Regions from separate parts of the Homo sapiens genome. Here region 1 is linked to region 2. The links are chromatin loops, found by intact Hi-C in ENCODE. Cell type or tissue: dorsolateral prefrontal cortex. All regions are shown on one strand. Links, peaks and the distances in the headings refer to the core of each region. The heading gives the core; the rest is flanking DNA. Region 1 holds the start of LINC01978 (long intergenic non-protein coding RNA 1978). Region 2 overlaps TBC1D16 (TBC1 domain family member 16).

Region 1 (11,019 bases), core at 1,047-9,046, 74 kb after region 2:
GAGGCAATAAAAGTGAATTGATTCAGAGAGAACGAGGATGAGATTTGCGTTGGGCAAGGAGCAGTGCATAAACGCCAGTGATGTCAGCACAGCCGCCCCCAGCCCCAACTCCTGGGCTACAGGAGGGCAAGCCCCGGAGAAGCCGGGCAGGGTGGGTGCTGCGGGGAGGGCCGGCGGGACAGTGGGGCGGGCAGGGCCTCCTCAGAGGTTTCAGCGGAGAATTGAAACCGATAGCGAAAAGGGGAGGGCAGAGGGACGGAGATGAAATAAAACAAAGTGAGAGCGTAGGGAGAGGAAGAAGCCGAGAGAAATAAACACCCTGCAAGAGAAGCAAGGGGGACTTAGGCTAGACCTCGGGACCGCAAAAGGGAGGAGCTGGAGGGGACCTGGGGCAGGAGTGAGAATCACATAAGCACTCACAGGCACGACAGCCACACTCATCCTCACAAAGCCTTGTTTGTGCCCATTTTACAGAGTGAGAAAGCCGAGGCCCAGAGAGGTCAAGGAACCTGCTCAAGGTCACGCAGCTGGGACGTGGTCAAGCCCCACTGAGTCCCTCTGAAGCCAGGCTGGGGCCTCCAGTGAGTGGGGAAAGCCTAGAGGGGGTGCCGCAGAGCACGCACAGGATCCACCAGACGCCCTCGGAGGCCCTGCGGAAAGGCCAAGGGTTCTGAGAGCTCAACTCGGACCTTGGCAGGTGGGGAGCTCAGGCTGGGTCACCGTTGGCATTGAGAAGGCACTGGGGCAAGGGGATGTCCCCCGGGTTCCAGGTTAGAAGCCACAGAGAAGCATCACAGCCAAGGTTTCCGGGTGCGGAACGGTGGCGCTGGGACTCAGCCACCCTGGCCAAATGCCCCCACTCCTATGCGCCCCCCTCTCAGCACCTAAGCCCGTTTCCTCACCAGAGCCCTTGGGAAACCGCAGAAGCCCAGGTGTGTAAAGGCAAAGGGGAAATGCTCGCCTGCCCCAGAGCCAGCCGGGAAGTCCTTGCTGGAGCTGCTCTCCGGCGCTGGGGTACCTGGGCGGCCACATGCTGCCACCCAGGAAGGCAGGAGACCCAGACGCCTCCCCAGGATGCTGGCAAGCCCCTTCCCTTCTGAGAAAACAGAGGTGGCAAGGCCTCCCCGGCCTTCTCTGGGGGCTGGGCGTGTGTAAAAGCTCACCTGTGTTTGCAGGTGCCTCAGGTGGGCTGCTGAACTGGAGCCTGCCCCAGTCCCAGGAGAGAAGCTAAGCCATGTTTCACACCTGCAGCTGCCCAAACCCACTTTCTACCAGGATCCTGGCACAGGCTGCTTGGCCAAGTTCATCGGCCCCACTGCTGGGTTTGGTGCTAGTTAAGATGGGGACGCCTGTAACTTTTTGGTTGGAATGCATGGCCCTGAGTGGTGACTAAACCCCAAATCAGGCTGGCGTCAAGGGTGGCTAATGTCTCCCTAAAATGCAGGCACTGCATGGGGGGACCCCTAGTCACAATGACTGCCAGCAGCTCCTAGCTTGGGCTCTGTAGGCGACCAGCTCCCAGGGTCCAGGAAGAGGCATGTCCAGCTGCTGCCCTTAGCCCCCAGCCGACCCCAGAGGGACCAGCCCAGAGTTGGATGTCACTTTGAACATCCTGGATCCCACCTGAAATGACCCTGCCACCCACCACCCACAGGCACTGTGTTTTGCTGAGCTGAGCACAGCCTCTGGTTTGTGCCTCAACAGATGCCTCACACCTGCAGGCCCTCTCTCCTCACCCAGCCCCCGGAGAAGGCCTTGCTGCCTCTATTGTCCCAGAAGGGAAGGGGCTTGCCAGGATCCTGGGGAGCAGCCTGGGTCTCCTGCCTTCCTGGGTGGCAGCACATGGCTGCCCAGGTGCCCCAGTGCCGGAGAGCAGCTCCAGCAAGGACTTCCCGGCTGGCTCTGGGGTGGGTGAGCGCTTTCCATTTGCTGCCTGCACCCCTCCCCTGCCCGCTGCAGGAGGGGCTTCGCTGAGCCGCGGGGCACCCCCGCCCCACTCGGGGCTCCCCGGGGCGCAGGGGCCTGGGGCGTGCGGGTTGCCAAGCGACCGGCTGTTGCCAGTGGAGACGTTTGCGCAAAGGCCCCCCTGGGGCATCCCCAACCCAGACGGCCTCGTGGGGCAGGGGTGGCGAGGAGGGTGGGCTTGGGCCCCCGTGCTGCTCTGGGAAGCTCCTTCCCCCACCTCACCCACCCCCGTGAGTCCCCTCACACCTGTCCATGCCCCTCGGACCCTCGATGGTCCTCACGTGCCCTTTCTACTCTAGGGGCCCAGGAGGACGACAGGACAACCCCCAGGCTCCTCCCTGCCTCGGTGACCCTCCCCACCCCACCCCACCAACGTCTGAGCAAGACTTGCTGGAGCCAATGCAGGAGAGAAAGCTGCTGTTGCTACCGCCAGCCCAGCTCAGCTCCAACCTTCCTGGCTGTTGGCCTGCGAGGGCCCCGGGAGGATAGAAAGGGACATATTTCAAGGGAGAAGGGACGTTTCCTTACAGGGAAACAAGCTGAGTGGTCCGTAACATACCTGAGGCGTTATTGCGAGGGACAGGCAGAGCTGGACTGGGGACCCAGGCTGCTTGACATCCGGTGAGGGCCGCTCCTCCCTCTGCCCACTCGGTGACTAGCTTGCTGGGTAGCACCGGGCAAGGCTGTCTCCCTCTCTGACTGCTCACTCCCAGCTGTAGAGAGAGGTGGTTCCTGGATCACGGAGCAGTGCCTGCCTAGGGTGCAGGCCTGGGCTCGGCACAGGGCCGAGAAGCTGCTGCTCTGCCCCGCCTCCGGGAGAGGTCCTGGCACTGCCAGCCCATGAATAAGGCCTGGCAGGGCGCCGGGCGAGGGTGTGCAGAGGTCAGCGGGGAGGGCCGAGTGGCAGCGTTCTTGGGACTGGCTGCCAGCTGCAGCTGGACCTGTTTGCCTGGGCTGGGCTGTCTCACTTCCCCTGGAGCGGAGAGAACACTGGGGAGGAAGATCAGGCGTGGGCAGTGCTTCAGGGGCCCTTGAACTCCAGGATGGCCAGCTCCTGCCACAGGGGACCCAGCCAGCCGTGGCCAGAAGCCAGGGAGCCACATGCTGGAGCCGAGGACAGGCTGTCGTGAGATCAGTTCCAGCCCCTAGCCCCCTTTCCCTGCAGGCCTGGCCTGGGGGGCTAGCACAGGCTGCCAGGGGAGGTCTCTTGCCCTGTGTGACAGGGGGTCCCAGCCTGTGGCCTGCAGCCATCGACACCACAACAAGATCCTTGCTGGGGTGTTCTGCAAAACCTCAGGAACCCTGTGCCCACAAACACTGCGTGAAAGTCACCAAGTAACCCTTCTGTGATTATTCATTCATCTGAGGTTTGCTCAGCAACTTTCAGTCATCTCAATCCTGTTGCGATGAAATGCAAAGTCCTCTGACAGCGTTGTGGGATTGGGAGTAAGTGTTGCCTTTAGCAGGTACCAAAAGTGCTACTGTTATCTCAAGCAGGTGTGTGACTTTCTATGACTTTAAAAGGGACCCTCCCAACTTCTGGGAAGCCAGCCCCCTCTGATCTAGCCAATGTACCCACCACTACCCATATTTGCCTCTCTCCCTGGCACCCAAGACTGGTGGAAGAGGAAAGCCCTCTTGTAGAGACAGCCCCACTTGTCCTGATGGAGGCCATGGCTCATCCCCTCACCACATGGCCTCACTGGGCTGGACCCTGGTGCATGGCTTGGGAAGGGAGGGGCAGCTCAGGACCTGAGACAGCACAGGCCGACCACCCCGTAAGGATGGGAAGGAAGTCAGGAGTCCATGCAGTGGCACAGGCCAGGGAGGGTGGACGTTGGGAGGGGGAATGGAGGCTTGGCCTGTGCTGAAGGAGAGGGGTGGAGGCGGGCATTGGGGTGGACCATGCTCTAGTGGGGAGGTCTGGCCAGAGCAAGCAGGTAGATGCAGTCACGGGGAGTCCAGTGAGGCGGACAGCCCTTCGCCCTCATCCGGTGCTCAGTGGTGGGGTGCAGTGCGAGCTTCCACCTTCATCTGTCCCCCACACACCACCACAGCCACAGACCACATTGCCCTGCCCTGGATGCAGGAGGACACCTGCACCTCACAAGCCAGCTTGGACAAAACCAAACTAGAAAAACGAAATGCCAGGGTCACTACTGTGCCTTCCACCGAGGAGGTGACGCGATGTGTGGATGGCGGCTTGCCTCTGTGTCTGTGCAGGGTGGGTGTGTTTGTGTGTACACCATCCACAGGCAGGTGCTCGGTGTGCAGTACATGCACACACACACACATGCACACACGCACACACATGCACACACACGCACACACAGACATGTACACACACATGCACACACATATGCGCACACACACACGTACACACACAGAGGACAACATTTGGGTCAATGTCTTGCTGGGGTCTATTGGTAACACACTAAGCACTTTGCAAGGGAAGGAACTTTCCAGGGACCCTGAGCAGTGTCCAGTGGAGAGGCTGTCATCTCTGCCCCACAGCCGGAAGTGGCACCTCCCCACCCTTGTGCACAAGAGGCAAATGGACACAGGCTCCCTGAGGCCCCACACTTCCCACAGACACCCCCCTTCCCTCACAGTCCTGGGTAGCTGGCATTTTGGGCCAATCCACAGTGGCTTTAGTGGTTGACCATGGCTGAGAATATTTTGGGAACTGCCTTTTAGAATCCGTTGACAAGACACACAGACGCTGCTGTCCCGGTACTTTGCAGCCTTATCCAGGTTCACGTTGGTTTTCTCTGGATTGGGCAGTAACTCCTCCTTCCCAGGGGATGGTCATCTTTGTGACCCCACCCGGGTGGCTCTTTCCGACCATCCTCTCCATCATGGGAGAATCATGGTTTCCCACCAGAAAGGCCACCCTGGTCACATGTGCTGGGATCTGGGAGAGGAGTTCCTGATGCAACCCTGGTGTCGGCGGGGCCACGGCACCACACAGGAAGGCCAAGCCAGCTGGAGAGGCCACAGTCCTGAGGTGTGTGTCACCCCGATGTTTGTGGAGCCCCTTACAGCCAATGCTGGCAGTGCTGGGAACGCCCATGTGGAAAAAGGAGATGAGTTCCTGTCCTTGGGGAAGAGCTCATGGCTGTGTTCTTCTTGGGGAGCACCGTGGCCGGGGAGAGGAATACAAATTCTCTCTCACCTTTTATAACCCCTCCTTCAGGCCTTACGGTGAGGACCCATCCAAAGCAGAACCATGCCCAAAACAAGATACCAACAAGGAAGCATGGTGTAAGCACAGCTCACCGACAGCCGTTTCATATGGGGCTTCAGAACACCCAAGAGAGCTTTGTGTGACTCCATTGACTTGAGGTGTCCAGAATGGGCCAATCCATAGAGATAGGAAGCCGATTTGTGGTTTGCCCAGGGGCGGCGGCAGGAGGGGAATGGGAGGCAATGTCTCATGGGTGCAGGCTTTCTTTGAGGGTAGATGAAAGTGCTCCAGAATTAGATTATAGTGATGCTTGCACAACTAGAAATTTACTAAAAACTATTTAACTGTATACTTTCAATGGGAGAATTTATGGTATGTTAATTATATGTCAATAGAGCTGTTAAATATTTGAAGTATCATGGGGAAATGGCGCTGAAGGTATTCATCGGTATGTACTTTCTGATTTCATTGTTTAAAAAAATATGTGCTCATATATAGTAGAAAGACTAGAAGGAAACACATCGAACGTTAACGGTGGCTTTGTCTGAGTAAAGGAACAAGAGAATGTTTTATTCTGCACGTGCAAACAGCCAGGGGGCAGGATCCGTCTAAAGTTGGGGTGATGCTGCCATCCTACAGCCCAGCCTCTGGACCAGCCCCTCCCTGCCCAAGGTGACCTGTGACTCAGCTGCAGCGGCATCCAGCGGCCAGGGGTCAGCCCCTCCCTGGGAAGGGAATGCTGTGGGCCTGCAGGGCGGGCAGGTGAGGCCACAGCGGGCGTGGCTGGCAGGTGAGACCTGCGGGCCCCTCTGGCTGTGAGCTCCAGCCGGCTCCCCTCAAAGCAAGCAGGCAGGAACCGCTGTAATTACCGCACAGGCAGGCGGGCGGGCGGGCAGCACCCCTCCCTCATTCCCGAGGAGAGGTCACCCCAGTGCCCTGGCCTGTCCCAGTGGCATCGTCCAGCAGCACAGTCGCCAGGCTGCGCTTGACCCTCCAGGAGGGGCCAGGAAGTGGAGCTGGCCCAAGAGGGAGGCGGTCAGGGGACTGAGGCTGGGGCCTGGCCTGACCCTCGCTCTGAGCCCCCTACAAAACCACAGCCCCTGAGCCATGATGTTGCCCGTCTTGCGCCTTCTCATCTGTCCTCACCTGGCTTTCCACCTCCACCCCCAGCTATACCCAGAGCCTTCCAAATGGCTTTGAGGCCCTCCTCCACCTGCCCCTCGACCCTCCAGCCCCTGGCCCCACCTCCTCCTCCTGCGTCCCTCTGCTCCCTCACTAGCTTCCTGCTGCTTTGCAAGCCCCCGGACCCACCTTCCACCTGTGGCTTCATGCTGCCACCCTCTCCCTGACACTCGGTTCCTCCAGACATGCTCATGCCTGGCCCTGCCGCCCCACCCAGCTTTTCCCCAAGGTCATTTGCACGGCAGCCTCCTCTGACCACCCACCCAAGCAGGTGCACACACATGTGCTCACACACATGGACACGCACCTGCAGTCCTGCTCTCCCAGCCCCTCCTTGTGCTGCCTCTCCCCAGCTCTGCTCTGTCCACTGTGTTTTGCCACCTGGTCGTTTTGCTGGCTGCCCAGCTCTGCTGTTAGGACAGAAGCGCACGAGACAGGGAGTCCTACCTACCTGTTCCCAGTTGTGACCCGGAGCTTTGCAAAGGAGCTGGCTCAATAAACGTATGGTGGATGAATGAATGAGTGAATGAATGAATGAATTAGTGAATGGATGAATGAATGAGTGAATGAATGAATGAAGTGGGGCAGTGGTCCTGCCTAGTACTCCGGACTGCACACAGCCTTGTAAGGGAAAGTTCCTGGGGAGTGGGGTCATTGCTGCAGGCACTGCCTGAGTCACTTGGTTATTCCTGGCCACAGAGGACATCCGAGGCTGGAGTGGGGCTGAGCTAGGGGGGCCTGAGACTGGGGCGGCCACCTGACCACACAGCGGGTTGGGGGGGCTTGGGGAGGCCATCGTGGGTGAGTTCAGCCCTGGTGGGAGCAAAGAAGGGGTGTCCAGGCCCCAGGTGGCAGGTTTTCAGAAGGCAGGTGGGGTGGGCCAGGGGTCTGGGGTCAGGCCTCCTGGACACAGCGCTTGGGGACAGGAGGCCGAGGTCAGCCTGGCTGCTCTGGGAGCTCCCTGGCCCTCAATCAAGGGAGTCAGTCTCTAAATTGGGAGCTGAGTCCTGCTGATGGGGATGCAAAGGCGGATGTCTCTGTCTGCTCAGCCCCCGTGCAGCTGGCCGGGGAGCCCTTCCTCAGGCCCCAACTGCGCAGGCGACAGGTATGTGACCATGAATAAATAGCCACAATTATCCCTCCCCTTCCGTTACCCTGCTGCAGGCTGGTGGAAGGGAGGAAGGGCAGCCTGGCGGCCCCTGCTGCCTCCAGAACCCAGGGGAGCCCTGGGGATCACAGGTGCAGCCAGCAGCGGGCACTGGCCGGGGAGGGCCAGGTCGATGGTAGGCTCACAGTATGGACCGGCTATGGGCTCACCTCAACATAGAGAAGTCACTGGAGGTAGTGACAGACACCAGAGACCAGGGTCTAAATCCCAGCTCTGCCCCTTTCCAGCTGTGTGACCTCAGGCAAGTTGCCACACCTCTCTGGGCCTTGGTCACCTCCACTGCCAGAGAGGGTGAAAAATACTGATCTCTCAGGGTCAGGGCAAGGCACAGCCAAACAAAGAACAGATGCAAAATGCAGGGGGTGGCAGGGGATGGCAGGGGGTGGCAGGGGATGGCAGAGGGTGGCAGGGGTGGCAGGCATTGGCAGGGGGTGGCAGGGGATAGCAGGGGCAGAGTCTGTGCTGAATATGTGACCGCTGCGGCTGTGCTTCTGCTCCTTACTCTTGTCAAAACCATCATCATTCTTACCACCCATTGTAGTATCTCCAACCGCAACACGGGATCGGTCCCCAGGGCCCACCCCTCGGTTGCTGAGCCTCCTCGCCGAGTCTATACACGCATCCCTGATGACCCAGGATATGTTAAGCTCCTTCTCATGGAGCTGAAGGATTTTGCCCCCAAACCTTTGTCCACTTTGCAAAAGCTCCCAGCCCCCTCCCTGCCTCCTTCCCAAACGTATCCACTTGCTCTGCAGCCACAACTGCCCCCTCCCCCTGCTTGGACAGCCCCCGGAGGATGGAGGATGCTCTCAGTCCCCAGGGTGGGCTTCCCAGTCAGCTCCCTCAGGCCCTTGGTCCCTGCAGAAAGATCCCCAGTCTCCAGCATCAGATAGGCCAGCCTGAGCCGAGCAGCCTCCGAGCCAAGGAACAGGCTGGTACTCCAGTTTCCCCAGACCTCGGCTTCCCCTCCTGCAAAATGGGATGACAACGCTGGCCTAGTGAGAGCGATGAGGGAGTGTGTCCCAGGGCCACCGGCAGAGCCTGCCCAGCAGCCTGCACTCTGATCTTGGGGGGCACACTGACAACACCTGCGGCCCCTGCTGGGTCCTGGGGGGCACAGGGAAGCCCCGTAGGGGCTGGTTCTCCACAAACTCCCCCACCTTCAGGGCTTTTTCCAACACAAGGCGAAGGGGCCACCCAGCATAAGGGTGGCCACCCTGAGCCCTGGCCCCACAGGGAGTCAGGAGCCAGGAGGTCTGTCCTGACCTCCTCTTGCACCCTGAGAGATACGTGGCAAAAACTCAAACATGGATGTGGCTCCCGTCCCTCCTGCCACACATCCTTTGGCAAATCTGATGAAGAATCTGCAGCCTCTCCATGAACACTGGCCTCCTCGTTGGGTCCCCAGTCAGGTTCCACACAGGAGGCCTGGCCGGGGTTAGGGTGAGTGAGGCTGTGAGCCAGGGTGGGCGTGGTTATGGGGTGGCATGAGCATGGCCAAGGGGCAGGGTGGGCGTGGCCACAGGTCAAGGATGGGTGTCCTGTCTGGTCAGGGGGTCAGCACACTGACTTGCTTGGACAAACCAAGGCCTGCAAGAACCAGGGAGTTTCAGAAACAGAAAGATCCACCTAAGGGCCCGTGGTGGTGGACACCAGATCCCGCTTCCAGAATAAAGGGCTGATTATCAGAAATCAAGTGGCCCTCGGCCATGGGCCCAGCTAAGGGCACACCCCTCTGAGGGCAGGGGCTTCCAAGGACCATTGAGGCTAATATGAAGGCCCAGCCCTCTTTCCCCAACTCGGGGTAGTGCTGGGGGCCTCCTGTCTACAGAGCTCCTGCAAGATGGATGCAGTTCCTCAGGACTGACTGCGTGGCCGCTGCCTCTGCCCTCTGCTGGGTCCTGCCTCCTGATGCTGTTCTCCGCACAGGAATCCAGAACTGATTACCCCCCCAACCAGGAGTCTCCCTGTGAGTCTGCTGCCCAGGGCACCCCCAACCCTGCAAGCAAACGACAGGACTTCACAAAGGTCCACCCCACTCACCCTCAATCCTGAGAACAGATCCAGACACCTGCCTCAGTTTCCCCAACAGCATATTCAGCCTCCAGGATGTCTGTACTGGGTTGCCTGGTGGTCCCGACAAATTCCTGTCCACCCAGAACCTCAGGAAAGGAGTTAATAAGGTCTTTGCAGAGGTAATTAGTTAAGGATCTTGAGACATGGCCATCCTGGATTTCAGGTGGACCCTAAACCTCATCAGTGGTGACCTTGTAAGAGGAGGGGAGGACACAGAGACTGCCACACACAGGGAGAGGAGAGAGGCAGAGACTGGAGTCATGCACCTACAAGTCGAGGCATACCAAGGGTTGCCTGCAGCCCGGAGAAGACAGGAGAGAGGCCCAGAACAGACTCTCCCTCCGAGCCGCAGGAGCCTGCCCTGCTGGGCCCTGGACCTGGGGCTCCTGCCCCCAGAGCTGCGAGACAGTAGATTTCCATTGCTGAGGCTGCCTCATTTGTGGTAGTTTGTTAGGGCAACCGCAGGAAACTAATGCAATTTCAGAGGCAAAATCATCTAAAGACATAAAGATGTAGTCTGTCCTGCACAAGCCTGTTTGCCACCTTTTCCCCAAGACATAGCATTTGGTGCGGAACTGTCTCTGAAGCACCAGGATGGGGCGGGGCAGGGCGGAGGCCCGAGGCGGAGGGTGAAAGGCCTCTGTGCCATGACATGGCTGGGTTTTTTCATTAATTCATGTGTTTTTGTTTTTACAGTCCCCTAAACCCTCTGGGGTGGATTTTATCCTGAAAGTGCTTTGGAGTCTCAGGCAGGAGAGAAAAGAGAAGGAATTTGAGTTATAGAAAGAATTCTCTTGCAACCGTGGCCGAGTGTTTGTGGGAGGAAAGCTGGGAGGATGAGGGCCACACGTTGGAGGGTGTCTAACCGTCTGTGTTAGCACTGGACAGCCACTCCCCGAAGGACCCTCAGTCCCAGCCAAGCCAGCTCGGTGGGTCAGCCTGGCTGGTCTGGAGGCCTTTACGGTACATCAGGTAGAGAGACAGAGGCTGGCAAAGGACGGAGCAGACTCTGGGAATGTTTGGGGACAATCAACAGATCTTGGAGGAGTCAAGACTGCAGGAGGAAAACATTCATTTTGGCCACGTAGAGACTGAAGTTCCAGCGGGACACCTGGATTTCAGGACAGGCCTGGGAACTGCCATCACAGAAATAATAACGCAATGGAATTCTAAGAAACATGAACGGCCAAGGCAGCCCATGAAGTCCTTCCTGACTTGTGTCACTTCCCTGTATCAGGCAAGCACTCACGCTGACGTGATGGCATAGAAGGACAGGGAAAGGCGGGACCCGCTCCGGCTCTTTTCCTCTCAGCCCTTCCTTACTCATAGCCAGCCCCTGCCAAAGGCTGCTACCAAGACTGGAGTTGAAACCAGGGGCCGCAGGGCCGGGGCACTGAGGGCCCTCACCCACGCGGGCAAACGCCCCGAGCCTTGGGTAGTG
Region 2 (12,343 bases), core at 2,382-10,381:
AATCCTGTGCCACTGGGATACATGTAGCTTCCGGCAACTACTACCACTAGCTAGACGCAGAACCACTCCCCCACCGCAGGGTTCCTCCACGCTGCCCTGGCACAGGGCAACCACTCCTCTGTAAGAATTTTACGTAACTGGAACCCTGCATGATGTCAGCTTTGAGATGGACTTTTTTTGGTTCAGCATCATCCTGTGAAGCTCTATCCAAGCTGTCCTGTGTGTCAAGAACTTGTTCCTTTCTACTGCTGAGTAGCAGCACCCCACGGTCCACGCGCTCACGGACTGATGGACATGAACCATGGCTTCCCATTCAGGGGCGACTGTGAATAAAGCTACTAGGAACATTCATGTGTGGGGTTTTGTTGGAACCTAAGTTTTCGTTTCTCTAGGATAAATTCCCACAAATGCACTTGCCGAGTCATATGTGGATTGATTGTGTGATTAGTTTTTTAAAATACGTTTTTTATCTAGTAAAAATAGAGACAGGGTTTTTGCCATGTTGCTCAGGCTGGTCTCGAACTCCTGGGCTCAAGCAATCCTCCCGCCTCGGCCTCCCAAAGTGCTGGGATTGCAAGCGTGAGCCACCGTTCCCGGCCTATGTGCTTAGTTTTTAAAGCAATTGCTAAACTGTTGCATAGAGTGGCTGGGCCGTTTTACACTCCCACCAGAAATTTACGAGTGCCTTGTTTCTCCACATCCTCATCAGTATTTGAGGTTGTCACTATTATTTTTTTTAAGCATCCTGATGGGTGTGTAGTGACATCTCATTGTGGTTTTAATCAGCATTTCCCTAATGGCTCGTGATGTCGAATATCGTTTTGTGTGTTTATTTGCCATCCAGGTATCTGATTCTTTGGCGGAAGATCTCTTTGTCTCTTAAGCATCTTCTTATATCTTAATAATATATATCGAAAGGCTTATGGGGACAACCTTTGGTTGGAGGATTTTGGAAAAAGTCATAATATGATTTATTGTGGCAACCAGAAGCGATAATATTGTTCTAGTGACAGGTAACAACCTGCTTTTTTATTCCTGTTAATACATGATTTCTTTTGTGACTGTAATAAAACAATGTATACAAACGATTCACTGCAATGAAGACAGATACCCAAAGAGACAAAGAGACATCGTCTAATCCATTTTTTGTTTGTTGACTACTGAGTTTTGAGAGTTGATTATACACTCTAGAAACTAGTCCTTTGCTAGATATGAGGATTGCAAATATTTCTCCCAGTCTGTAGTTCTTTTTTTCATCCTCTTAACAGGATCTTGCACAAAGCAAAAGACTTTAATGTTGATGAAGTCCAGGTTATGAGTTGTGCCTTTTATGAATCATACTTTTCATGTCAAGCTCAAGAACTCCTGACCTAGTCCTAGATCCTGAAAGTTTTTTTCTTTTTTTTTGTTTTTGAGACAGAGTTTCGCTCTGTCGCCCAGGTTGGAGTGCAGGGGCGCGATCTCGGCTCACTGCAAACTCCGCCTCCCAGATTCACGCCATTCTCCTGCCTCAGCCTCCCGAGTAGCTGGGACTACAGGCGCCCACCACCACGCCCGGCTAATTTTTTGTATTTTTAGTAGAGACGGGGTTTCACTGTGTTAGCCAGGATGATCTTGATCTCCTGACCTCGTGATCTGCCCACCTCAGCCTCCCAAAGTGCTGGGATTACAGGCGTGAGCCACCGCGCCCGGCCGATCCTGAAGGTTTTCTCCTGTTATTTTCCTAAAAGTTTTACGGGGTCGAGGTTTATTTATTTATTTATTGCCTATGGATGTGCAATGACTCCCGCGTCGTTTGTTGAAGAGGCTGCTCTTCCTTCATTGAGACGCTTTGCTCTTTTGTCCAATATCAGTTGGGCATATTTGTGTGGGTCTTATAGGTACAATTTTTTTTTTTTGAAACGGAGTCTCAGTTTGTCACCCAAACTGGAGTGCCGTGGTGCGATCTCAGCTCACTGCAACCTCCGCCTCCTGGGTTCAAGCAATTCTCCTACCTCAGCCTCCGGAGTAGCTGGAATTACAGGAGTGCCTCACCACACTCAGCTAATTTTTGTATTTTTAGTAGAGATGGGGTTTCACCATGTTGGCCAGGCTGGTCTTGAACTCCTGACCTCAGGTGATCCGCCTGCCTTGGCCTCCCAATGTGCTGGGATTACAGGCTATGAGCCACGGTGCCCGGCCATAGCTACATTTTTACAAGTCAAAAAACAAAAAGAAAACAAACAAAAAGGTGAAAATTTTTGTAAATTACCCAGCTTGTTCAAAATAGTATCATTCCAATGTGGGATCAGTATACACGGCCGCCGATGGGAAGTGTTTTACATTCTCTCTGTTTACCAAGTCCTGGGAATTTCGCGTGTACTTTACACCTAGACCACGTCTCAAGTGTGATGCCACATGTGGCTTGGGGTCACTGCCTTGGCCAGCACGAGTCTACACAGATTGGCGACCTGCTTTTTTGAAAAAACATTCTCGGCCGGGCGCAATGGCTCACGCCTGTAATCCCAGCACTTTGGGATGCCGAGGCTGGTGGATCACCTGAGGTCAGGAGTTCAAGACAAGCCTGGCCAACATGGTGAAACCCTGTCTCTATTAAAAATACAAAAATTAGCCGGGCGTGGTGGCAGACACCTGTAATCCCAGCTACTTGGGAGGCTGAGACAGGAGAATTGCTTGAACCCAGGAGGCAGAGGTTGCAGTGAGCTGTGATCACGCCATTGCACTCCAGCCTGGGGGACAAGAGTGAGACTTCGTCTCAATAAAAAAATAAACAAAACAAAACAAAACAAAATATTCTCTGGCCAGCCCTTCTTCATGGACTCCCTCTTCCTTTGTCCTTGATGGTTGGGCAGCCTCTAGGAGGAGGGGGTTTCATTGCCTCTTGTCGGGGGTTCACAGCCCTGGCACCCCCCCGGCCCTGAGCTGGGATTCTAGAAGTCACCAGCCAGGTATGTCCCCCAAGGGAGCTGGATTCTAAAGAGATGGGGGCGGAGCCAGTGCATCTGGTGGGCCGTCTTAAACCATGCTGTTATTGACTGTCTTCCGAAGGACTGACAGCTCTTTAAAAAGCTGACCTTTCTAGTAAAACTGTCAGGACAGGGAGGAAATAAGTGCCTCAAACCTCCTGAACCAAAAAGAAGGAAGTTCAGGCTCCTGGAGAGGCAGTGCTCCCCAGGGATGGGCGCTCCCTGCATCAGGAGGGCTGTCCAAGGTCAGGGAAATGAAACTTGTCAGCCTTTTCCACCGCAGCTCAGAAACCATTGACAGCTGCTCCGGGAGGCCTTGACGCAACCCCGGCCGGTGGTTGCATGGGGGCTGGGGGCTCCTGGTGCTCTCGAGGGGCTGAGCTGCTCTGAATACACAGAGCTGCCCTTGGGAGGCTCCCGAGCCCCAGCTCTTGCATCAACAGCCCTGGCAGGGGCCTCACAGGCCACGTGAGCTTCTGAGAGCTCTGAGCATGAGGTCACGGGCTCCCAGAGGCAGTGATGTGGCAGCGCCTGTCTCCCGGTGAGTTGGGGAGCTCACACCGTACCTCTGGGGAACCACGCCTGGCTGTTGCAATGTAACCCAGCACCTGATGAAATCTTCCCTGAAAGTTGCAGGTAGTGGGGGCAAAGGACCTTTTGTCTTGCGGTCGAAAGACTCCCGTAGCTGGTTCTGTTTGGCTTCATATCCTTCCCAGCAGAGTAAACAGAAAGGGCATTTTCACGTGGCTCTTCCTTCCAGTCTGAACAATGTTCCCTAAACACCTGCAAGGCAGAGGACACAGGGCTCCTGGTGCCCGTCCACCTAAGTGCCTCCTGGCCTCAGGGAATCTGCTTTGGGGACCTGAAAGTAAGGTTCCCTGACCATCAAGAACAGACAGACACTCAGCCACACTTCTGGAAACCTCCGCCCTTTGAAAGGGACTGGCTGGTGGAAGCAGGCGGCCTGGGGCATATCCCTGACCTTATTACCCCCAGGTGGTGACAGAGATGATCTTTAAGTGTGGGAGCCTGGAGCCAAGTCCTTGGCCACATCCCAGCTCTGCCTGGCTGTGTGCTGGTGGGTTATTACCCTCATTGCCTCAGTTTCCCCTCTGCACAATGGGGCTGGCGCTAGTGCTCCCCACCCCATAGACTGTCATGAGAAGTAGCATCTGGACAGGCCCTGAGAGCAGTGCCCATCTCTGTGCCATCCGCTGGGACTGGTGTTGGCCTGGTACTGTACCGTCTCACCCTTGTGTCCCCAGGAGGGGAGTGGGGTCGAGACCAGCCCCAGGGGTTACATGGACAATGGGGTTACATGGACAAATGCCTCTTGTTACATTTTGTTCACTGGTTCCCAAAATGAGGTGCAGGCTCTGCAGAGAAAGCAGGCTTTCCCCGAGGGGCTCTGGAGCAGAAAGAGCTGTCTCAAGGTAGGTGCTGGGGCTGGGGTGATGTGAGAGCAGAGTTGGAAGTGGGAATGTTCTGGAAGGAGGGAGAGGGCTAGTGGCAGATATGTGGTCACCGGAGGAGGAGCCCTGCGATATATATCAGGCAGGGACAGGGAGAGGAGAGGCGACCTGGGACCCCGAAAACCGGGTGGGTGGTCGCTGTGGCCTCTCCTGGGAGCCTCGGACTGGCGGTTAGGGCAGACTCCAGTAGATTGTAAAGGCATCAGGATCTGTCTTGCTTCTGTAAATATTTAAACACTGGGAGGATTATTTTTGGTAGCTACGGTCTCTCTCCGAGCCTGGCGGGCTGCCGGGACGGGTGTCAAGTGACATCGGGTGCAAGGATACCCCACCCCCTGGCCCCACCGGCCCCAGGCTCCGTGTGTTCACCTTTCCAACGGCCACAGTTTGATGTGGGTCACGGTTTCCCCTTCTAGGAGACGCAGAGAGATGGTCTCGGGCGCGACCAGCAGGGATTCCTCGTCCACACAGTTTCCTGACAGCGGTTGAAAGGGACGGGTCTACGCAGGCCAAGAACAGCAGCGGAGTGTGGGGTCAGGGGCCCAGCGGGGGGCACCCCGGGGAGGGGCCGCCTCCGCCAGACCCACCCCGGGTGAAAGGACGCATTGTGTGCCCGCAGCATGAGGGGAGCCTGCAGAGAGGCGTCTTTGTAGGGTCCACGAGGGGGAAAGCGCTTCCCGGCAGGCGGAGCACACAAGCCAGCCGGTGGCCACGGCCGGGACAGGCTTGTACGCAGGACATTGAGGTCCGGCGAGGATGGGGGGGCCACCAGGCCCCCGGCCCTTTGCAGAGTGTTGCTCGTTTTCTCCCACCCCAGAATTGGGCTTGGCCAACACGGCCCCCCCAACCATCCCCCCACCCCCGCCAGCTGCCCGGAGCCTCTGTGAAGATGGCGGCACCGCCCCTTGCAAACTCCATCTGCGTGGAGGTGGCACTCCTGCTCCGGGAGGGATCCCGGTGCCCAGCAGATGGCAGGCTTCCCCTAGATCAGCCCAGGGCTGGCCGCTGCCTGCGGTGCACGCCCCCGCCCTCCCCCTCCCCGCCCCGCCCCGCCCCACCCCCACCTGCCTGTGGCTGGAGGGCAGCACTGCCTGCGCGCCTCCCCACCTGACCTCCCTCTTGCCTCCCTGCCTCCTTCCAAGCAGATTTTGGTGAATCCTAAATCACGTGGATATTAACTCGCAAGTGCCTGCAAGCAGTTCTGAGGGCCGGGCTGGGGTGCACACTCACTTGGGCCAGGTCCCCCTGGTCAGGGTCAGCCAGACGCCACTCCTGCATCCTGTCCACTCTTAGCAGCCTTCTGCCTTCCCTGCTGACTTTCCGCCTCTTCTCTGGGTGTCTGGTGGGTGGAGAGGTGGAGAGCCTCCAGCACAACCTCACCCCACCCCACCTCGCGTCAGCCTCAGCCTCCCCTGAGACTACACGGAACCCAGACACGTTTGACCTCTGGCCCCAAAGCAGAGATGCCTGGCTGATGGGATGGGTGGGAGGCCTGACACAGCCAGATGCAGCCTGCTTTGTGTCATTCCTGCTCTCCCGGCGTGGACGCAGGGACCGCCCCCGGGACAGCCCAGCTGGGTCTCCAGGGTGGCTTTGTCTGGAATTTACTTTGTGAACCTCTTGCTTGTCAAAATTATTTCATAGATGATTCATGGTTATATAGAAGTGTCAGAAATAAAGAGAAGGAGCTCAGATACATGACCACCCCTGCCCATAGCAGCACCGTCCACAGTAGCCCATGGTGAAAGCGTCCAAGTTCCCCCGACGGGTGACTAGAGAAACGCGGTGTGTTCACACACATGTTCCACACACACCCAGCGGAACGTTCAGCCTTGGGAAGGCAATTCTGACACGCGCCGCAACACGGATGAGTTGAGGACGTTACGCCGAGTGAAATGAGCCAGACATAAGGGGCCAAATCTGTGTGATTCCACTTGTGTGCGACCCCTGGAGTTGTCAGGCTCAGAGAGGGAAAGATTGGGGTGCCAGGGGCTGAGGGAGGGGACGTTGGGGAGCTGGTGTTTCATGGAGACAAAGCTTCAGTTTGGGAAGAAGGAGAGTTCTGGAGATGGGTGGTGTCATGGTTGCACAAAAATAGGAATGGTATAATGCCACTGGGCTCGACGTTGAAAACGGTTAAGGTGGTGAATTTTATGTTATGGACATTTTACCACAATAAACAGAGAGAAGGAAAAATCAGTTAAGACCTTTTAAGGTGACTGGGACTGTGAGACTGGTGCACGTTTTCCCATCCTTTTGAGAACTGCCTTCTTGGATTAGGTCTGTAAGCCTGTGTAGGTTGTCCCCACCCCAGCAATTGGTCGTGAACTTCAAGCATTGGGAAATCACGTGGGAGGTGGCTGCCCAGGCTCACCTCTGCCCGGGCTGCAACAGGAGGCTCTCATGGGGCAGGTGCTGCGCTGTGGCCAGAGTGCTGGCCGGGGGCGTGGGCTCCCACCACCTGGAGCCGGCCCCTCGCTGGCTGGGCGCCCGAGACCCGTCACCGCACACGCCTTGTGAGGGCTACGGCTGCTGTCCACGCGGCTAGTTCAGGCTGAGTTGAAGCCTCCGTCCGAGCAGCTGAAAGTCAAATCTAGTCGTTAGACTCTGAAAGCTGGTTCATGTCAGAGACCTGACATGGAGTGTGGGAAAACCTTGACGGAAGCTTCCAGAGCCTGGCAAGATTAGATCAGGAAGTAACACTTTACCTAGTGAGCTTAGAAAAATAGACTCTCCCTGTTGTCTTCTGGGAACTGGGAAATCTGAGCGCAGGTTTCTGGGCATGGATGCTGCACACAGGCCTGCCCCTGGGGGTGGGCAGCAACACCCCAGCCACCCCAGGAGGGTGGGGACCCCTCGGCTGACTTTTGGGAATCCAGAGGGGGTCATTACAGAAGGGCTGGCGCTAGAGTGGCCATGAGGGTACAGTGGGTCCCTCTCCGCACCCCTTGACCCCAGTCATCTTTTCAATACCGTTCTCTGGTGGGACTTGCGAGGGCCGATGCTGAGGCTGCTCTGCTTGTGCAGAGAGGACATTCGTGTATTTGAGGATGTTCGTGTATTTGAACAAAGGTTGTAGTGTCTTGGCCTCTCGGCCTTTGGCATTGCCAGGTATCTGGGCAGAACCAGCTAGAGCTGCTGGAGAATACATGAGCAGTATCTAGAACAATTCCGAACTCCACAAGGCCAGTTTGCCATGCCAGACTGTTGGGAAGAGGCAACGACAACTCGTATTTATGACTCTGTCCATGGCAGGCAAAGCGAACCGTGGCTTTTCATCCTGGAAATACCCCAGCACAGTGTTTTTGTGGGAGCCTGTTACTCAAAGCAGGCACAGAGTGGAAAAGGGCCCGATCAAGGCCACAGTGTGGGAGCTGTCAGAGCAGGGCAGGCCCGAGGCCCAGGGCTCTGCTGAACCAACCACCAGTGAGAGGGGCTTTGATGCGTCCAGTGATAAAACCCGTCGGGCAGGTCCTGGGAGGGATTCTGGCTTTGGGGACTTTGCTGTGCTTAAGTCATGGGCAAAAGTTCCTGCGCTGGCCAATTTTGTTTTCATCGAATGTGGGGATCCCTGTTCAGGGGGCACACGGTGCTGCATTTGAGGGTCTTGAGTGGTCCTCCACATTTGGGGTGTCCTTTGGGCCATGTGGAGCCCTGAGAAGGATTGACAGGTGTTTGGGAGTTTGTGTTTGTATCTTGGACGATGGAGGAGTTTCCCTAATCATGGTGTTTTTTCAAGTTAAGAAACTTCCTTTGGAGAAGCCGTTTTCTCTTTTACTGATGAAAGGCTTCTTCTCGGCAGGAGGACTGAAGGTGCTGGGTCCTGAGGGAGGGCCTGGGGCCGGCGGGCAGGTGCGGGTTGGGGAGGGTGGCACCGTCCAGCCCAGCAGAGCCCAGAAGACGGGACCAGGCTGAGGACTTCCACGGGGCTGGCCGGGCTACACAGCACCATGCTTAGCGGGATTGGACTTTGATTTTCTGTGGCTCTAACTGATAAAACAAGCAGGGGCCTTCTAAGTTTTGCTTTGAGGTTGACTGCCAATTAAAGAGCCAACATCTGGTGCATAGGACCCTCCAGAAAAAGTCTTTTTGCCCTTAATGTTAATTTTTTCCCCTTTGTTGGAGTTGATTTGTTAAGTTGCTGGTGTGTGTTGACAACTGTTTGGTACAGAACGCAGGCACGTGCGTTCACCAGGACCCTGGCTTGCCGAGCGGGAGGTGGTCGACTGTGGACTCTGGGCGCGTTTGACTTTCAGCCATGGTCTTATGATTGGGCAGCTTCCGTCCGGTTGCTGCCCCCTCTGCCCCTTGGGCATACGCCCAGTGGAGCTTGGACCTGACTCATAGCTCTCTACAGTCGACAAAAGGAAAATGTTTCAGTTTGGGTAAATCAGCCACAGCTGGAGCCAGGGAGAGGCCCATGGGCTGGTGACTTTTCAGGGTGGTGGTGTTTGTTCAGCGTGTTGTTTTGCTCTGTGACTTTGGAGAGTGCATCAAAGGCTCGGCGGACGCCCACTTGCCGAGGAGCCACGGCCCTGGCTGGTGGCCAGGCAAGCACCTCCCAGGTAGGCGTCAGGGGAAGCATCCAAACTAGTAAATAAAACGGCTTCTGGCAGGACGTGCTATCATCCCCCTCTCCCTTCTAAACACACACACGCTTTCACAGAGAAGAACTTAGAAGTATTTCGTTTGAATCAGAAGGAAATATTGAATATCGTCTCATTCTCCCCCACCTAATTTTTTTTTTAAACCACATTCAGAATTGCTGGGCAACCTCATTTCCCCACATTTAGGATTCTTCCCTCGAAATCTCATGCAGGCGTAAAATCCGAGAGCCTCGGAGGGTTTTTCTGAGCCTCTGCATCTCCCAGCACCCCGCCCCCACCCAGCACTCATGTGTTTGTCTGCTTTAAAAGCTTCAGGATGGGAAATTCCTCACCAGCCCGTAAGCCGCTGTTTGTAGGAGCCCCTAAACTCTGTGGAACCCAAATCTCCCAGTACTGACTTAATTCCCTTTTCCCTGAGAACCAGCTCCCTGCAGCACCCAGGGTTCTGCCCGCAGAGGGAGGCTGTGGCTGGGAGTGGAAAATGCCCAGCCAGGGGCTACCTTCATGGGGACATTCCCTACCCCCATCCCCACCTTCATTCGGAAAGAGTCATGACTCCTGGTCACCAGGCAAACTTCTGTACCTGCTTATTCTGGTTTAAAAATAGGTCAGGCATGATGACTCATGCCTGTAATCCTAGCACTTTGGGAGGCCGAGGCAGGAGGAGCGCTTGAGCCCAGGAGTTCAAGATCAGCCTGGACAACATAGCGAGACCCCATCTCTATAAAAAATAAAAAATTTAGCTGGGCGTGATGGCGTGCACCTGTGGTCCCAGCTACTCGGGAGGCTGAAGTGGGAGGATCGCTTGAGCCCAAGAGGTGGAAGCGGAGGTTGCAGTGAGCTGTGATGTCACCACAGCACTCCAGCCTGGGTGACAGAGCAAGACCCAGTCTGAAAAAAAAGTAAAAAAAAAATTCCTTAAAGAAATGCTTATTCCCCGCTCCCACCCAGACCGAGACGCTCTGGAACAATTTTCTCCAGTGCTTGAGTTTGGGATGAGGGCCTGGAAAGACCATCCAGTCTCCTGCCCCTGGTGGGCAGCCAGTTCTGCCTTGGGCAGCGACACTGGGCACAGCCCGTGACCCATCCTGGCCCTGATCTCTTCTGGCTCTCAAGGGAGGTTCTGTGGCCCCACCTCAAAATTCAGGGTCCCTCTGTGGAAACAAAACATATCCCAGATGGATTTGCTACAAGGCCATCCCGGGAAGGGAGCCAAGTAAACACAGCAGCAGAGACCGGAGGGCGCGAGGGGACGGCTGACCGCAGTCCAGCTCCTCCCATGCATCACGCCCTCCCACCGGCCCGGCCTCAGGCTTCTCGTTCACCCCCATCTTCCCGTGGACCTGATCGGAGGTGTCATCTCCCGCTGCGGGCTGAGGCTCTGAGGAGGGCCGGGTGTGTAGAGCCTTCCTTGGAAGGGAAAACCCAACCAGGATGTTGGTTTCCGAGAGGAAGCCCGTTCACCCACCATGGTGGCTCTGCCCTTTAATAAGAGGCAAAGAACTCGGGTGCTGCGGGTACTGGTCACTCTGTCAGGGCAGACATACCCCTTGCCGTTCATCCTTCAAAGGCCAGGCTTCGGCAGGGGGCGGCACGTGTGGTCTCTCTTTGGCCTTTTCTGGTGGAAGGTCCTGGGGTAGGGAGTCCTCACGTGGTTGCTCTGCAGGGAGGGGCCCTCCAAAAATAATCCCGGGGCCTCTTACCCACCACTGCAACGCTGACGATACTGCACTGAGGAATCCACTCTTGAGCTTTGCTTTGAAACGCTGCACATTTGCGTCTGCCCAGACTTCTGTCTAAGAGGTGCTCAGAGATCACCTTGCGTTTATGAAGCGAACGTGGCCTTGGGATATAGACCTGGGGCCCCAAGTCCAAGACCAGTGAATAAAGTGAGAGATGGCTTTGCCCCAAGTGGGTGAGGTGGACCCAGCACCCATGCTTGCCGCCTCCTGCCCTCCCTCCCGCACTTTGGGACCACGAGGAAATTGGCACTGCAGTGATTCATGCAGCTGCTAATCAAAAGCTTTTATTTCCTGATTATCTCTCCGTTTGAGGGATGGCAGATGCCAGTGCAGTCAAAATATAAACAGATTCTAGTCAGGACCTTTCAAAGCAGACACCAGCCGTTCTGAAGAGCGGAGGGCCGCGCCCCTTATGCCGCCTGGCAGAAGAGTTTCGTTGGGAAAAATGGTTTTTCATAACCTTTCTGCTTTCTTATTTAAATTAAGCTTTGCCGGGAGAGTTTGGTAGTAGCAGAGGGCCCCTGATTTGGTCCCCTTTGACCTCCACAGCCTTGATTGGCAGTTTGTTGTGGGCATTGAAGTTGTGGCTGCGAGGTGGGAGCCAGCAGAACAAATACTCTAGGACAGCTGGGCATCCCCGAGGACCCAGCCGAGGGGGGAGTGTGCGCAATTAGAGAGGTCTTCACACAGAAAGTTAATTAGCTACTAAATGGCATTTAGCACAGTTTATGAGAATTGCATGTTTGAAAAGCAAATGGAGATCAATGCGGAATGGCTGCCACCGGATGGGGACCCTTGGACCCAGCACCAGTCTCAGGGCCTGGGATGCCCCCCACCCCGAGCGTGAGTGCCAGGCCAGTGCCCGCTGAGACTGGACTGGGAGATGCTCCTCGAGGACCTGCCTGGCCTTGGGGGGCAGTCCTGCTTCGCACCCACAGCCGAGCTTCCCTGTCCAAAAAAAGTGAGTAAACACGTCTTCAGTTTCGGGGAACTGTGTCTGCCGTGGCCTGGATAGTGACTCCCTTCCCCGCAAATTCATGGCCACTCAGAACCTCAGAATGTGACTTTATTTGGAAATAGGGTCTTTGCTGATGGGATCAAGGGAAGGATCCAGTTGAGGTCTTCCTGGATTAGGGTGGCCCTAAATCCAACGGATGTCTTTAAAAGACACGGACGGACACACAGACACAGGAGGGGCAGGGAGATGGAGGCAGAGATGGGAGTGATGCTGCTGCAGGCTTGGGGGCTTCCAGGATCCAGGACGAGCACCTCCAGCTGGAAGAGGCAGGAAAGACTCTTGCCTGGAGCCTTCAGAGGGGGCGCGGCCCGACTAGCACCTTGACTTTGACCTCCAGAACTGCCAGACAATACATTTCTGTTGTTTTCAAGCTTCTGGTCTGTGGTCCTTCATTACAGCAGCCCTGGGAAATGCTGTGTCACCACCAAAACGCAGCCCCCAAAACATAGCCCCAGCTCCATCGCAGGGCTGTGTCCGAAGCTGGAGGATGGTGGGGTGGGTGGGGGGGAGCCAGAGGGAGGCCTTAGGACCTGCTTTT

Evidence for each region. A loop is a pair of places that touch in the nucleus more often than their neighbours do. Peaks named below come from ENCODE experiments on the same cell type or tissue, not always from the same donor. Only the 100,000 strongest peaks of a DNase experiment are listed, where the experiment ranks them.
Region 1: a loop joins it to region 2, with 2.9 times the contacts of the local background. A loop is called at or near these places in 13 of 110 quality-filtered maps.

What each region holds. Positions count from the first base shown.
Region 1 is chr17:79,911,082-79,922,100 of GRCh38, reverse strand. LINC01979 (long intergenic non-protein coding RNA 1979) reads left to right here. Exons shown (of 6, transcript NR_110850.1): 3 at 1-151; 4 at 475-697; 5 at 2,265-5,914; 6 at 6,688-6,849. LINC01978 (long intergenic non-protein coding RNA 1978) reads right to left here and starts at 2,744. Exons shown (of 2, transcript NR_110851.1): 1 at 2,525-2,744. In dorsolateral prefrontal cortex, for the core only: CTCF peaks have their summits at 2,842 and 5,725; a DNase peak (open chromatin) is centred at 2,820; H3K4me3 peaks cover 2,217 bases; H3K27ac peaks cover 2,592 bases; H3K27me3 peaks cover 567 bases.
Region 2 is chr17:79,984,855-79,997,197 of GRCh38, reverse strand. The region is part of intron 3 of TBC1D16 (TBC1 domain family member 16); the gene reads left to right. Among named protein-coding and RNA genes, the nearest start is that of TBC1D16, 45 kb to the left of the region's middle. RefSeq lists silencers at 3,375-3,567, 5,466-5,525 and enhancers at 3,251-4,122, 3,102-4,301, 8,480-9,351. In dorsolateral prefrontal cortex, for the core only: CTCF peaks have their summits at 5,200 and 5,400 (motif pointing right); DNase peaks (open chromatin) are centred at 3,445, 4,800 and 5,377; H3K4me3 peaks cover 1,416 bases; H3K27ac peaks cover 1,156 bases.